Linked DNA regions of Mus musculus: region 1 is linked to region 2. The links are chromatin loops, found by intact Hi-C in ENCODE. Cell type or tissue: gastrocnemius. All regions are shown on one strand.

Region 1 (8,000 bases), 330 kb after region 2:
TGTCCTCAGCCACATTCTATTGTGGCATGGTTGTGTCTCTAGCTGCCTTCCTCCTGCTGAACACATTTCTGCCTCCTTTTATTTATTATTTTTATGTTTATATCTATCTATCTATCTATCTATCTATCTATCTATCTATCTATCTATCTATCTACTATCTATCTATCTAGGTTTTTCAAGACACGGTTTCCCTGTGGAGCACTGGCTGTCCCGGAACTATTTTTGAAGACCACGCTGGCCTTGACCTTAAAGATCTACCTGCCTCTACCTCCCGAGTGCTCTGATCAAAGGCATGCACTACCACACCCAGCACATTTCTGCCTCTGAACTCAGTTTTTAATGTTGGCTATTATTGTGAATCTATCTCCATTTCTTCCTGACTTCCTTATTGGGCCATGAAACATGTGTTCTCTCTGACCTCAGAAGAAATCTTCCTGCAGGGTACTAAAAAGACGAGACAGCAGCCACTGATATCTTCCCGTGTTCCAGAACCCTGTGGCAGAGCCACTGCCAACTGCGCTTTTTGTTTCATTTTGTTTTGTTTGCCATTTTTCATCATAGTGAGCTTTTGTTTATTTTAAATATTCTTGTATTTTGTGTATCAATTTAGTTTTTGAGAGAGAGAAAGCATTGTATGGTGGGGGTGGGGTACAACACAAAAATGAAATTGAGTGTGGAGGAATAAGGAGAGGATTGGGAGAGAAACCTGGGAGAAACTCAGACCCTGTTTCAATAGAACAATCACTTGTTCTTTCACAGTGTATGAAAAAAAATGATTCGAGAATATAGCCACAGCCTGGAATAAAGAGAGAGAAGCCTGGGATCATATTAGATCCCAGAAAACAGACCTTTGTCTAGAGAGGATTGCCTGTGGTGAGAATGAGACCAATAGTGGATACAGAGATGAGCCGCCAGAGCCACAGTTGGCAGAATCAGAAACCTGCCAACAGTGTGACCATGGAACATCTGAAGCTATGTGTGACAGCGGAGAATCAAGGCCCTTACACCCTCGTGGACTTGGGTGACACACATGTGAAGATACAGAAAATGAGTACCATAACATTTGGGATGAACCAGCACCTTAATGTCTGTCTGATTCTGTACATAGTCTCTATATGTTTATGTTTTACATGTATACATATATATCTCTATATATGTAATATTATGATCTATAATAAGGCTAGTTATATATTTTATATAGTTATATGTAGAAAGAAACATTTAGAAATAATATATTTCTGTCTTTTATAACTTTTAGTTTGGCTTTTAAAATTAATTTGTAGGGTCTAAGAAAATATTCTGTATGTGCTCCTCATGAATCTTTCATTGATTATTTACACTGAATACATCTCCCTTTATTGCATTATTACTTAATGGTATCTTCTGGATAACACTATTGTTTATTTTAAAGTTCTCTCCTCTTGACTTCTGGAATCCTCTATATCCTGTTGGTCAACTTAGTCATCTCTACGCACCCTAAGAAGCAAATTCCTTCACATAGTTCTGTAAAAGTTTTGGTCTAGGGTGGTGGAGTGGTAACAGGCAAGTCTGAGTTCCCAGTCAGCATTCAGCACAGGGAACAGAGAGGTCTAGGCAGGTCTGTGATAGACACAGCTTGTCAGCTTATAAACACACATGTTCACATGTGATGCCGAGACACTCTGTGCAAATTCTCAGTCTTGGTTTTCATCCTTTTAATCATATTTGTTTTAAAATCTTTATCTGACAATTCTAACTACTCAAGTTCTCATAGTTCCATGACCTCACTTCTAACCCTGCTCTCTTTGCTTTCATTATCTTTGTGTGATTAATATTGTACTTTAAAAATTTCCCAGAAGCAATATGAATATTAGGATATAACTTCAAATCACAGAGTATTTTACTTATGACTTTTAGATGTCTAGGGGACCATGTTAACCCAATATAATAAACCAGTATTTTCTTCATTACACAGGTAACTAAGAGTTTAGTGGTAGCCATAGTAGTACCCACTTCTAGGACCCTTAAAATAATAGTATTTTATTAATTAACTTATAGTATTATAGTCAGACCCAGATAGGTAGGACCAGTTTTTCTCAGCTCTATTTGCCTTTTCTGGGGACATTCAGTTAAGTGCTCAGCCTCCCCTGTACATGAGTTTCCCATATGACTAAAAAGAGTCAAATTTCATAAACACTGTTAATTTAAACCAGACTGGAAAGCAGAAGCAGGTAGGCCATTTCAAGTTTTGAAATAGCCTTATACATTATTTATTTTCAGATAGGCTGTCTTAGCCAAGGCTGACCTTGAATTCAATAGCATTAAGGTCAACTCATGATTCTCCTGCCTCCACCTCTCAAGTTCTGGGATTATAAACCCATATCACAATCTCTTCTGATACACTGGTGAGAAAGCTCAGAAACTCAGCCCTGATTCAAGAAGTCACCATAAAGCCAATTATTGAGGCCTACCAATGGAATTTTCCACCACAGATGGCTTCTGGTACTCTTAGTCCTGTCCTGTGGTACTCCATAGGCTCAATAAATTTTCAGAATTCCCATCTTTAGGACATTTATGAGGTCTCTTTTCTCTTCTCTTCTCTTCTCTTCTCTTCTCTTCTCTTCTCTTCTCTTCTCTTCTCCCTATCTCCCCTCTCCCCTCCCTCTCTCTCCTCTCTCCCTCTCCTCTCTCCTCTCCTCCTCTTCTTCTTTCTTTCTCTCTCTCTCTGGAGTGGTTTGAAGCCTGCCGCCTTGAAGCCTCACACCCCTCAGAGAATGGCGTTCAGTAGTTTTTCACTTTCAAATGCTTTTGAGACACTCATTTCCTTTTGGTTTTCCTGTTTCTCTCAGTGGCAGGAAGAACTAGTAGGAAGTACTTAGCCAGTACTTAGCCAGGAACCTGCTAATCTCTGGGAGCTTCCTGGCCTGGGCAACAAATGTGTCTGCCTAATGGCCCCAGGTCCTGCCCTCCTTCACTGCAGCTGAGGCCCATTAGCTCAAAGCCTGCCAAAGCCAAAGGCAAATTTTTACACATCCAATTATATAAAAATAGCCCAAACAAGCAGCTTTTAGTCACTTGGAGCCTTTCTATTTTACACAGCCTGCAAGAACTCAGCATCTGCTGGCCATTGACACAAACCACAGGGCTCTGTGTCTCAGTTCCTGAGCTGCATGCAAGACCCTGTGGAGTTCTCTGACCAAAGACTCTTCTGTGGGCTGGGTGGAACTGCCTGCCTGGGTACATGGCTCTTTCCGACTCTCTCTGCCCTTGGGGTTCCCTAGCCCTTGTCATTCAGTACGGGGGGGGGGGGGGGCAGCTGTCAGCGAGTGGACCTCATGCGGTAAGGATTATTTCTGGTTTAACCTTGTCCAAGTACTAGTCAACTACTGCTGATGGCTATCATGGCCATACCTTCCCTAGTTTTGGTCCTCAAACTTTCAGAGCCAAGTACAACCACATCATATGCTGTACCCTGGACAGTGGCCCTCAACACAAAAAGATTTAACGTTCTGAGCTGCAGAGCAGAGGCTGGAAGGAAGGAAACAGTATAAAGTCCACCAGAAGGACAAGATAGAAAGGCCAGGACACCGTTTGGCATCATATTGCAGATACAGATGCCAACCCCACCACGGCTGTGTGATTATTTCTGGAGCATCTGCTACCAGAACGAATGACTCATGTGCTTTGACCATCAAGATGCCACAGGAAAAGACTAAAGACCACATTATTCAGCACTGTGACTTCCCCACATTTGCAGACACTGTAGCTGAGTGTTAAAGGAGTTGTCCTAGTTTTGCGGGATCACATCACATCACGTTTGTGGTTCAGGCTTTGTGGTGTGAGGCAAGGACAGGAAAGAACCATACAGATAGATAGATACTCTGCTGCCTCTCAGACAGCTCTCTTCTTGCCTGCAGAACTGCATCAAGAGTCAAGTGCTGCCCTCTCGTGGCTGGTGTTGCCACTGTACCAGGGATGTTCAGGATCTCAACTTTTTCATGAGGCATTGTACTTTGATATATATTAATTTATAAGAGTTAAAAAATGCATCAATACTCAGATTTTATGGAAGCCTAAATGCCCGTTGGTGGTGCCTAGTTTCAGTTTTCTGTTTGCTACCAAGTCTTCTGTGGCTTTCTCAGATCCACGTCTTTACTTTCCTTGATAAAATAAATACACTGGATTATCCGTGTAAGTGTATTAGATAAATCCGAGGCCAATTCTGTAAGCCTCTTGCTGTGATGGCAATAGAAGTACTAGTCTGAAAAAGAAGTGAACCCAGACACTATTGCATACACCAGCAAGATTTTGCTGACAGGATCCTGATATAGCTATCTCTTGTGAAGCTATGCCAGTGCTAGCAAATACAAAAGTGGATGCTCACAGTTATCTATTGGATGGAACGCAGGGCTCCTAATGAAGAAGCTAGAGAAAGTACCCAAGGAGCTAAAGGGGTCTGCAATCCTATAGGAGGAACAATAGTATGAACTAACCAGTACCCCCAGAACTGTTTCTCTAGTTGCATATATAGCAGAGGATGGCCTAGTTGGCCATCAATGGGAGGAGAGGCCCTTGGTCTTGCGAAGATCATATGCCCCAGTACAGGGGAATGGCAGGGCCAGGAAGGGAAGTGGGTGAGTTGGGGAGCAGGGCGGGTCGGGGGAAGGGTATAGGGGACTTTCGGGATAGCATTTGAAATGTAAATGAAGAAAATACCTAATTTTAAAAAAAGGTGGACACCTGAAGTTCCGACAGTCTGGGTGTGTCCTGCCCCAGCTTGCTCTAGGAGTCCCGGGGCTGCATCTGCTTATCTACCTTTGTATACGGAACAAGCTCCCAACAACTATTTCTGGGCTTCTAACTTCACTGTTTCTGGAAGGAAAGTACATTCTTTTCTCAGGTCGACTGCCTCTCCTGAACTGTGACTAGCAAGGTACAAGAACATTAGGATGGAGGAGAAATGGGCACACCTCCTCTCAGCTCAATAGCCAGGACTCCTGCTTCCAATAGCAGGCCCCACCACTGCATGTCTGGTGAGACTTCTCAGCAGGCCAGAACCGCTGCTCCCTTCTGGGTCGAGCTGCAGTGACAGTTAGCTGCACGTTATCTCCTTGCAGGTCCTAGGAATGTCTGTCACACTCAAAAACTTTCAGTCTCTCTTCTTCAAATCCTTTCAGTGCAAAAACATATGACACTGTCTTCTTATATATCTCTTGGCCCAGCTGTCACTTAAAATGTTCCTCCCAGAAACTCACTTTTTAAACTGAACAGGGCCTTTTCTTACAGGCTGGGGTCTTGTTGGTTTAATTTGAATCATAGGCATGTACCTAAATCATTCTCAACCTCTACCAAGTTCCTTAAAAGATTTCCTGTCCTGCCCACGAGAAGATGACTATGGCCCCTGCTCCTATTTCTAGGCTTAGCAGCATTGTCAGACAAGATTTTACACCCCTGTGAACAACAAGCTATAAAAATATACAGTTCCCCCTTGGCTGTCTCCTTTGTGGTTTGCCTGTCTCTGTTCAACTTTAGTAAATTCCTTTTCATGTCCCCAAGAAAAAATTTCCAAACCTCTTATTCCCCCCTTGATTGCTCTTTCCAATTCCCTCAACAGACACCCCCACTTCTGACTTGGAAAGAACAATCTTCTGCCTGTACACTTCTGAGTAATAAGACCACTGTCTCCGTCCTCTTCCCACTTGTGTTCCTTCTATCTATTCGCCTGCAGACCCTAAAGCATCACCAGCCCCCACTCCCAACTCGAACGTTTTCTGTAGTGATTTGCTACTCCCATCTCCTCAGGGATCCCCTAGCTTGTGTTTTAAGCTCTAGGCATGGCGTACTGCCAAACTGTGGCCCAAGAATTGCCCTTTTATCTTCTTGAGGTATGGTCTCAGTAAGTTATTCAAGTTAGTCTTGAACTCACTATTTATCCCAGGCTGGCCTTGAACTCATGGTCTTCCTACCTCAGCTTTCCAGATAGCTGTAATTATAGACCCATGCCGTCAGGCCCAGCTTCCTCATCTTTCCCCTTGTTTATAAATGTTCTTTTCTTCCTTTGCATTTTAACTTCATTCTTCTCTCATGCAAAAAGGTTACTCTTCAATGCCCATTCCCTTCTCTTTCTTTCAGAGGAGAGCTCTAAAGCAGTCCCCCACTACCACAAACTATGCAGTTGAGTTTCCCACATTTGGGGAAATCGCAGGGGTCAGCACATCTGGAGTGCAATGGATAAGCCTCGCCCTGGGAAAACCACCTTCGTGATCATGGTATCTTCCCTGCCAGGTAAGTATGTCCATTTCCTTTTCAACTCACTATAACCTGACTTCTATTTTCAGCTCTCTCACAAACTTCCTCTTCCTTCTATGATGCTCTGGATGAAATCCCACAGGCTTATTTTTATCTGTCTTGTACTTGACCCTTTTTTGTAGTATTTGATGACTGCTCCTTTCTTCTCTAGACATCCTGAGTGTCTTTTCAGTTCTTTTCTGGGTTTGGCTTGAGAGCCTAGAACAGGAAAGTTGGGCACAAGACATATGAGGAGCTCTTGCAGCCAAGTTTAGCAAAAGCAGTGTTTTGTGCCAAGTGGCCAGCACACTGTGAGTGAAATAGAGAATGGGACAAACCATCAAATAACCCAGAGTCCAGGAACTACGATTTGAGAGTGGAAATATCCAAAACAGTTTGTATTCATTGCCCTTAAACCAGATTAGGGCTGTCTCTCATAAGGGACCAAGAACAGACTGGCAATTTTGTGTCACTATAGTTCTCTGTGCCTATCATTTGCCCATGGCCATGATAGTTTTCAACATCTATGGCTATATACATATATACATATATATACAAAGTATTTTGAACATAGCCACACTATCTCCCTTGAACTCCCCCAGGAGCCTCCACTTCAACCCTTCTCTTTCCCAATGTCATGTCCTCTGTTGTCTTCTTCTTGTTGTTGTTATTGTTGTTGTCCTCGTTGCTATTATTTTATATTGAGTCTACTTAGTGCTGGCATATGAGCCTGGTGTGAAAGCATCCAGTGGGGCAAGGACAACATCCTAGTAACCATACAGAAAAGTAACTTCCTATCTCAGCAGCCATCAACTGGCAATAGCTCCTGGGCTTGGGATGGAGCTTAAGAAAGCTTTCTCCCATTTACACTAAAGTGTTGACTGGCTTAACTTTCTTCAAATCTTGTGCAAGTAACCATGGCTTTCATGAGTTTATATGAGCAGCAGGCATAGCATATCTAGAAGACAGTATTTCACAGTTGTCTGATGTCACAGCTCTCCCATGGCACAGCTCTCCCATGGCACAGATCTCCCATGGCACAGATCTCCCATGGCACAGATCTCCCATGGCACAGCTCTCCCATGTCACAGCTCTCCCATGTCACAGCTCTCCCATAGCACAGCTTTCCCATGGCACAGCTCTCCTATGGCACAGCTCTCCTCCCTATTCTCTAGCTGAATTTTCCCTGTGTACACACCTGTTCTTATAATTTACTTTAAAAACTGGACATTTCAAACTGGATATTTGCAGCAACTCAACAACCCATACTCTCTCCTTCCCCATGATTTTCGTTGTTACTGTTATTGTTTAAAGTCACTTTTCTGACCTAATTTATAAAGTTTGTATGCATAGATGTACTAATCAGGTAAAAGGTCAGATATGGAATTCTATATATACTAAGAACTAGAAACTTCGCAGTCCTTGCAGATGGTCTTGTGTGTGTTAGACACACCTTTGACACTCACCTAGACAGTTTATATCTTTGTCTATCCTGCTTGCTCAGAGCATGACACAAATCAGTCACAAGTGAGAGCTGAAGGTCTTCATGGATCTTTATTAACTGTGAGCACAACTTTAGGCTTAGGAGTAACTTCTGGTTAATGAAGACTATGACATGATAGAACTTTCCAGAGTCTTATTCCCTAGACCACCTCATTCTCAACATTTCCTTCCATGATTCTTAGTGAATCCACCTTTTGTTCCAGCTGCCTCCATTGCCCAGAGATGCAATG
Region 2 (8,000 bases):
GTGGCGCACACCTTTAATCCCAGCACTTGGGAGGCAGAGGCAGGCAGATTTCTGAGTTCGAGGCCAGCCTGGTCTACAGAGTAGGATCCAGGACAGCCACGGATACACAGAGAAACCCTGTCTCGAAAAAAACAAAACAAAAAACAAACCAAAAAAACCCCCAAAACAAACAAACAAACAAAATGTTCAAAGGTCTTAGTCATCAGGGAAATGCAAATCAAAATAACCCTGAGATTCCACCTCATACCAGTCCGAATGGCTAAGATCAAAAACTCAGGTGACAGCAGATGCTGGAGAGGATGTGGAGAAAAAGGATCAATACCCCATTACTGGGATGGGATTGGAAATTGGTACAACAACTCTGGAAATCAATCGGGCAATCCCTTGGAAAATTAAAAATAAGAACTACCTGAAGACCCAGCTATACCACTTTTGGGCATATACCCAAAAGATGCCCCAGCATGCCACAGGGGCACGTGTTCCACTAATAGCTAGAAGCTGAAAACAACTCAGATGCTCTACAATGGAAGAATGGATACAGAAAATGTGGTACATTTACACAATGGAATACTACTCAGCTATTAAGAATGAGGGTATCATGAGTTTTGCAGGCAAATAGATGGAACTGAAAGACTCCGAGAGGAGCCCCTCGCTCAGGCCTCAGGACAATAGCGGACACCCAAGAACTCACGATAGACCAAGCTTGTGCAAACCACATGAGGCTTTATTTGGGGAAAGCCAGAGCTCTGGGGATGACTCATATCCCATGCAGGGGAAGAGGAGTCAACCTCGAGGGGAAAGAGGTCCCAGTTTTTATAGGCCTTCAGGGGGCAAAGGAGAAGGGAAGAGTAGGGGATTTCCAGATCTAAACAATGTCTATTCTCAAGAAATGGGTATGGGAGGGGTACAAGGAAAGAGTCTGGTGCAGGTATAGCAACTCAGGATTGGCCGGCCTGTGGCTGCTGGGGAGATTTTCTGACTCTTTCTCAGCAACCAATATCACAAACACCTGGCAATGGGCTTCATCAGTGGGCACACACATGGGTTCAAGGAATGGTCAAAACATTGGCAGACACACAGGTTCAAGGAGTGGCCAGAGCATTGTGCACCTCTAATTTTCTAAATCAGTGAAGCTAGTTCTGCTAACAGTGACATCTATCTTGCCAATTTCAGGGCTTCTGTGACCTTTTACATTTTGTCAGGATCTTTCAGAACTAAGAAATATCATCTTGAGTGAGGTAACCCAGACCCAAAAGGATATACATTGTATTTACTAATAAGTGGATATTAGCCTAAAAATATAGAATACCTAGGATACACGCCACAGAGTTTATCAAGCAAAAAGGTCAATGATGATGCTTCAGTCTAGCTTAGAAGGGGGAAGAAAATCATCACAGAAAGCAGAGGGAGGGGGAGGAGAAAAGGGGATCATGATCATGTATGGGGGAGACAAACAGAAGAGAAGCCCAGAGGACCAGCAGAAGGAATGGAAATATGCAGCCTCAGAAGATGGGAGATGAGGAGACCCTCTAGGAAGTATCTGGAAGGTGAGAGACTCTCAGGACTCAATGAAGCTGACCTTAGCCAAAATGCCCAACAGTGAGGAGACAGAACTAGAAGAGTCTGCCTCCAGTAGATAGACAGGGCCTCAAGAGGAGGGATGGTGTTATCAACCCACAGTCAAAATTTCTGACCCAGAGCTGTTCCTGTCTAAAAGAACTGCAGGGACAAAAATGGAGAAGAGACAGGGAAAAGCAGTCTAGTGACTAGCCCAACTGGGGATCTACCTCATGGGGGAGACACTAATAGGTCTGGCACTATTATTGATGCTATGATGTGCTTACAGACAGGAGTCTAGCATGGCTGTCCTTTGACTACCAGCTGACTAAGACAGAAGCAGATACTTACACCCAACAGACAGGCCTGTTCTCAGCCCAGCAGACCCTCTGATCTGAGCTCCAAAATCTCTCCACCCAGCTTGCTAAGTTGCCATGGTGGACTGGAACTCAGTTGAGTCGCCACATGAAGGAAAACGCCACATAATCTTAGCTTAGAATCAAAAGGCAACACAATCACTGAGCGCAACAACTAGCGTCCTAATGTGTAAGCCTTTCTAAGTTAAATTCTCCCGTAATGAAGCCCAACGGATCTGCCACCCAAACTGGGGCCTCTTCTACCTACATTTTGGTGTCCACTTTCCTGTCTCCTCTCTTCTTCCACCATCCCTTTCTCTGACCCGGAGTCCTGCCTACTCGCTCAGTGATTGGTTCTTTGAAATCTTTATCCATTAGGGGAAGGTTCACATGAAGTCACCTGAGGGCATGATTCACTCAATTCACAGGCAACCCCTCTAGGGGAAACAGAATTAGCATCAAAATACAAACAGTACCAGGGCTATCCACAGCACTTCCCCACTTTTTGTCCAATTAAAAGGCTCTTTTTTTTTCAGATATACATTGAGCACAACTATTAGCATTTTGTAATTTATTAAGTACAAAATATACCTAACACCCAGTCCAGCATTTTCGTCAATTAAATAGAACACTCTGTTATCTATCCTAACTTAAGAAAGGCTTATAAATCCATGTTATGTCCTAGTTAGCTTGCATATTATCTGAAAACTACCCTCTAAATATATTCTCTCACTGCTAAATAGCCTGGGTTGGCTATGGGACTATAACTTTTAAGAACAACCAATATTTGAAAATATAGGAAGCCCAAGTGCTGAGATTACAAATGAGCAGCTACATCCAGCAGGAGATTTCAAGTTTTTTGCTGTCTGAATGTTTTTTCCTGATATCAATGACTTATTTGAGCTTAATAAACTTACTTTGCATAAATATTTCCTGAAAATTCATAGTAAAAAGTCCAGTATTGAGGGAGGAGCGCTTGGGACAGAGCCATAAGGCCTCAAATTCCAGTTCAGCCTCTGCTTCATAGTGAATTCCAGCACAGCACGGGCTAAAATCTAAAACCCAAGCCAATTCAACAAAAGCCACTGATTATAAACAAAATGACAAGTATTTTCTGGAGTAACAAGGTTAATTCCAATTTATCATTTAAAACAATGTGTTCATTTGGCCAACATCAATTGTACTGTGCTTTCGATACTATACTTAGCACTAAATAAACTTCTGAGTTTTCCTAATACAAGTGACTTACCTGTAACCATTTTTTTTTTTAAGCACACAATATATTGGTACCCAGGTCACTGGCTTCATGTTCAACAACTTCTACCTACAGTAAAAGTTAAAATTAACACCAGGTATCAGCATATCTTTTATAATACGTGCAAATCACATAGTTTTCCCCATTCTCCCTGCTTTGATACATACACAAGCTGCTACAAAAATAATGCGAAAATGTTGAGACCAATCTACTATACTTCAGAAATCTCATCAACCCAATATACAAAGTCAAGATAAAAAAGCAGGCTGTTAAGTTATTCCTGGTTCTGACCATATTATTTCTACAAATCTCATGTTCTCAAATTAGAGCTATAAGTTCCAGCCAATGTCTCTGTTGTGGGAAAAGCATAGTCCAGCACTGACGTGAAGGGAGGCAAACCTGTCCCTTCAATGTCAAGCTCAACGAGGGTGGCGGCCACCTCCTGCACCAGCCTGCAGCTTGGCAGAACAGGATCAATGGGGAGAACACTGCTTCCTTGGTACAATTCTTCTTTCTTCTTGTCACCTAGAGCAGGCTGCCTGGAATGCTTTTTTTTTTTTAGATTTATTATTTATTATTTAGCCACCATGTGGTTGCTGGGAATTGAACTCAGGACCTCTGGAAGGGAAGTCAGTGCTCTTAACTGCTAAGCCATCTCTCCAGCCCCTGCTCTTACTCAAAGATCTTTGCTGGATCCCCTTTCTCTTCGCCTTTCTGGCTCATTTTCCTCTTCTCTCATCTGCTTGTTGATGCGCCCCCTCACATCCTGATGAGGCTTCTTGCTGTTCTTGACTTTCAGTAGCTCCAACTGGTCATTTTCTCGGTCACAAAGTCCTCAAAGAGGGACTAAAACTTCCTCTTCTTCCGGGGCTCTAGGGGCGTCTTCTCCTTAGAGAGGCGCTCCTGGAAGCGTCCCACTGCAGCGGTGGAGTCACTGGCCACTTGCTGGGCGCAGACCAGCTCCTCCTTACTCAGGTGTCTCGTTGGGTGCAGGCCGACTGAGTTGGGCATCTACATCTTGTGCACTCGGATCCGCGGTCGTTTTAGCTCGTTCTTGGCCACGCGTTCCTTCTTGGCCTAAATCTGCTTCCATGGGGTCGGGTGCCCCCAGGCACATTTATCAGCCATTCCATACTGTGGTTCCGGGCGAGCTTGCAGTCCAATCAGCACCGTCACTGGCCACTCACCTCGTCCCACAAGAAAGTGGTCTTCTTGGGTGGATGCTCTGATGACGCGCGAACTGCTGCCAGCGGGTGAGCAGCCGCGGCACGGATAGCAGCTTCCCGCGGGGCAAGCGAGTGGAGGGCACCGGCAAGCGCGCTACCACCGCCTCCCCCAGCGCACGGTCGGCAGCAGCACGGTGATGAGCAGCTGCGTGCTGTCCCGCGCCAAGGCCGGCAGCTCGGCCTGTCCGGGAGTGCGGTCCGGAGCCGGTAGGGTGCCAAGGTCGAATTCTTGCTCCAGCTCTTTGTGCACTGGGAGGCGCTGCAACTTCTCCGCCTCCACCTGGCCTGCAGCATCTCTGCGCTCTGGCCCTCCATGACTCCCGGTCCCCTCACTTCGGTGCAGCATACTTCAGAACGTACTTCATTCCAGGGGCACCCAAATACCCCCAAACCACAGACGGACCTCTGGACTCTTAATCCGGAAAAGAAGAGTTTATTTCCGGGGTACGTGGAGCCGGTTAGCAATGTGTGGTAAGGGAAAGGCCAGCAGAGGGCGGCATTGGAGAGCTGATGTGCTTAGAGGCCGGCCCCGGATTCGCAACCGAATGTGGCCTTACAGGCGCTGAGGGTTCACTGTATGAAGACTAAAAGGCTCAGAGACTGGCTAGGACTACGTTTCCCAGAGTGCAGCGGGGCGGGGAGTGGTCGCGGTAGGACGCGCGGGCTTCCCAAACTTCTGGGGCTGCTAGCTTTGTTGTTTACAGAGGTAGTATGCATACACACTGCGGGTAAATCAATTACAAAAGTGTTTGGGGCGAGACAAATTATCTCCCCAGAGTCATAGCCAGGTCTTTGCGCCCTAGGAGTGAGCGATTCCACGGATACACTTAAAGATTGATTGTTTTGCGACTTAGGGCAGGCTTCTCGGCTGTGCTGGGTGGTTGCAAGCTTAGGTTCCAGTTACGGCTGTGCCACTATTTGATCCTGAGATACTTAGTTAAGATTGAAAAATCGTGTAAGGTGGTGACTCTAATAGTACTCCTCATCCAGGACTGTTTTAAATGTGTACGTTAAGGAAGGCTAAGATACCAGTGAAAACTGGCTATCCGTTTTTAATTCAATACTTGTGGTGGCTTGGGAATCTAAGGCCGCATTATACCTGTCTCAATTTACTGTTTACTGTCATTTACTTTGATAAGTGTTTTACTCTAGTTCTGTTAATACATTGGTAAATATGGAACCTTAGTTAATAACTGGTACTGAGAAAGTTCTCAATAGATGAGATCTGCTGTTATTTTCACTGATGAAAAGGCAGACCTAGAAGGTGAATTGACTTAATAAGGTGAGACACCAAGGGAATATGAGTGCTATCGGCATAATGACCCTGGTGTTACAATGGGCGCGTTTTCAGTGTGATGTCATGCAAACATTTTGTTGTTGTTGTTGTTTGAATCATATTAGTAGACTTTTACTGAAGTTTTCTAATCTAGATCACATGAGGTTGAAGCAGAACTCAAACTTCAAATGCATCTGATGAGGCCTTGAATTCTTGATCTTCTACCTCTCTCCCAAGGACTAGCATTATAGACATGCAACACCGTACCCAGCCTCATTTCTAAAGCCAAGTTTTCAGTTAGAATACAATGTAACAGTTTTTAGTATAGTGCTTTCATACAAGTACCGTTGTTGTTGTCTTACTCCTTCACTGCCTTCCCCATCCCCCCTTAAATAGACATTTTAAAATGCAGACTAAACTGGGTATGGCATATGCCTATAACCCCAGCACTCTAGAGATAGAGGCAGAGGGTCAGGTATTCATGGCCAGCCTTAGTTGCATAGGGAGTCATTCAAATTATTTTTGTTTTGTATATCTCTCTAAATTTTCTCTATGGCTAAGGATGGTCTTGGAATTGATTTCCCTGCCTCTTCTTTCCAAATTCTGGGATTACAGGAAGGAGCCACTATATTCCTTTAACTGTAACCTCTTGATGCTAGACCAGATGTCTAAAACTACACAGCACAAAGCTTCCCCCAAAGTTGCTCCTCCTTCTGTCATCCTCTCATCCTCTTCCTCATGGCCTTTGCTGCCCGAGGAACCCTGCCATTGGGAATACCGTATCGACAATAGTCCCAGGTTATGTCATATTCATCCTATCTAGTAACTTGCTCTGATGATGGCAAGTTCATCTTTAACTTTTCCTATCTCCATATCTAATCAGTTCAAAAGCCTGTTGGCTCTCTGCTAGCAGGTCCAGGCGAGAGGAGAGAGCTCACTTCAGCCTCTCTGAGGCTGAGTGGGATGGTGAGTGTTGATGGCCCCAAACAAACACACCTGGGCCAGGAGTGTTGTCAAAGCAGAAACTCACTTTATTAAACTAGATACTTGCTTATATAGAGAAGGCAAGGAGGTGGGGGTAGGGATATGGGGTGAGATGACATATGTGATGGAGTGAAATGACGAGGGGTGTGGGGTTATCTCACGGGGCCTACATCAGCAGTAGCTAGGCAGAGGCAGTCTCAATCAGGTTGGTAGGTCGTGCTGAGTCATTCTCAAGTGGAGGAGAATGACGGGTCTCAAAAATTGAGCCCAAACCAAGGCCAAATAGGGCCCAACAAAAGGCTCGGTAGCTTGTGCCTGTATATTATGTCCTTCCCATCCCCACTGCCATGGCCTTACCTGATCCTAGCCTGGATCTCTTCTATCTCCTTCTCTAGATCATCCTTCTACTTTGCAAGCAACACCAGTTTCTAGCTGATTTTGACACACCCCTAGCCCTCTGTAGACACCATATAACCTTTGTGGCTATCAAAACCCAACAGCTTGCCTCAGAGAGCTGTCTTCCAGTTCCATGAGCTCCCTTGGTTCTATTGAGAACCTCGAAAGTTTTCCTGAAGCTTCCCCATGGAATTCCATGAGTGTGGCCAGAGCACATGCTTCTTTTGCACATGGCAGGCTCATGACTAACCTGGGTCCTGTTTGTTTATCACCTGGCTTCAAGTCACTGGTAGTTATAAGTCAGAGTACTCGCCTCACTTGTTCTACACACTCTTACTTTTCATTTAACTGTCTCTAGATCTCTAAAGGGGGAATGTAATGAAGAGTGACAGCTTTGTGACCTTTCTCATCAAATGAGGTTATTTTTTTTTAAAGATTTATTTATTGTTATATGTAAGTAGACTGTAGCTGTCTTCAGACACATGGGAAGAGGGTGTCAGATCTCATTATGGATGGTTGTGGTCCACCATGTGGTTGCTGGGATTTGAACTCGGGACCTTTAGAATAACAGTCAGTGCTCTTAACCTCTTGAGCCATCTCTCCAGCCCATTAAATGAGGTTTTCTGTTTCTTGTCCCCACTTCACCATGAAAAGGGATAAGATGTTTAAGGACATTAAATTAATACTTTTCACCATCTCAACACACGGTTACTTTGATTAGTACAGCTAGTTCTTAAAACAATTTTATCAGTCTTTAAAATGGCATCAATGTAGTTTTACTTTTTTCCCTAAGAAATGAAACTAATTTATTTGTTGTGTATATGGGCATATCTGTGCTATTGCACACATATGGAGATTAGAGGACAATTTTGGGGGGTTCTGGGAATTGAACTCACATTGGACCTCTCTTTCTCAATGCTGTTCAATTTCCTACCTTTTTGATGGTGGGA

Evidence for each region. Hi-C counts contacts between places; a loop is a spot of excess contacts. Peaks named below come from ENCODE experiments on the same cell type or tissue, not always from the same donor. Only the 100,000 strongest peaks of a DNase experiment are listed, where the experiment ranks them.
Region 1: a loop joins it to region 2, with 12 times the contacts of the local background. A loop is called at or near these places in 36 of 42 quality-filtered maps.

What each region holds. Positions count from the first base shown.
Region 1 is chr3:19,558,525-19,566,524 of GRCm38, reverse strand. The region is part of intron 2 of Dnajc5b (DnaJ heat shock protein family (Hsp40) member C5 beta); the gene reads right to left. Gm23330 (a small nuclear RNA gene) reads right to left here and starts at 6,272; the gene lies at 6,109-6,272. In gastrocnemius, a CTCF peak has its summit at 3,928 (motif pointing left); DNase peaks (open chromatin) are centred at 2,974, 3,146, 3,609, 3,921 and 1 more place.
Region 2 is chr3:19,891,691-19,899,690 of GRCm38, reverse strand. It overlaps the pseudogene 4632415L05Rik. Among named protein-coding and RNA genes, the nearest start is that of Gm42190, 58 kb to the left of the region's middle. In gastrocnemius, CTCF peaks have their summits at 4,665 and 4,864 (motif pointing right); DNase peaks (open chromatin) are centred at 3,643, 4,588 and 4,919; H3K4me3 peaks cover 2,351 bases; H3K27ac peaks cover 1,479 bases.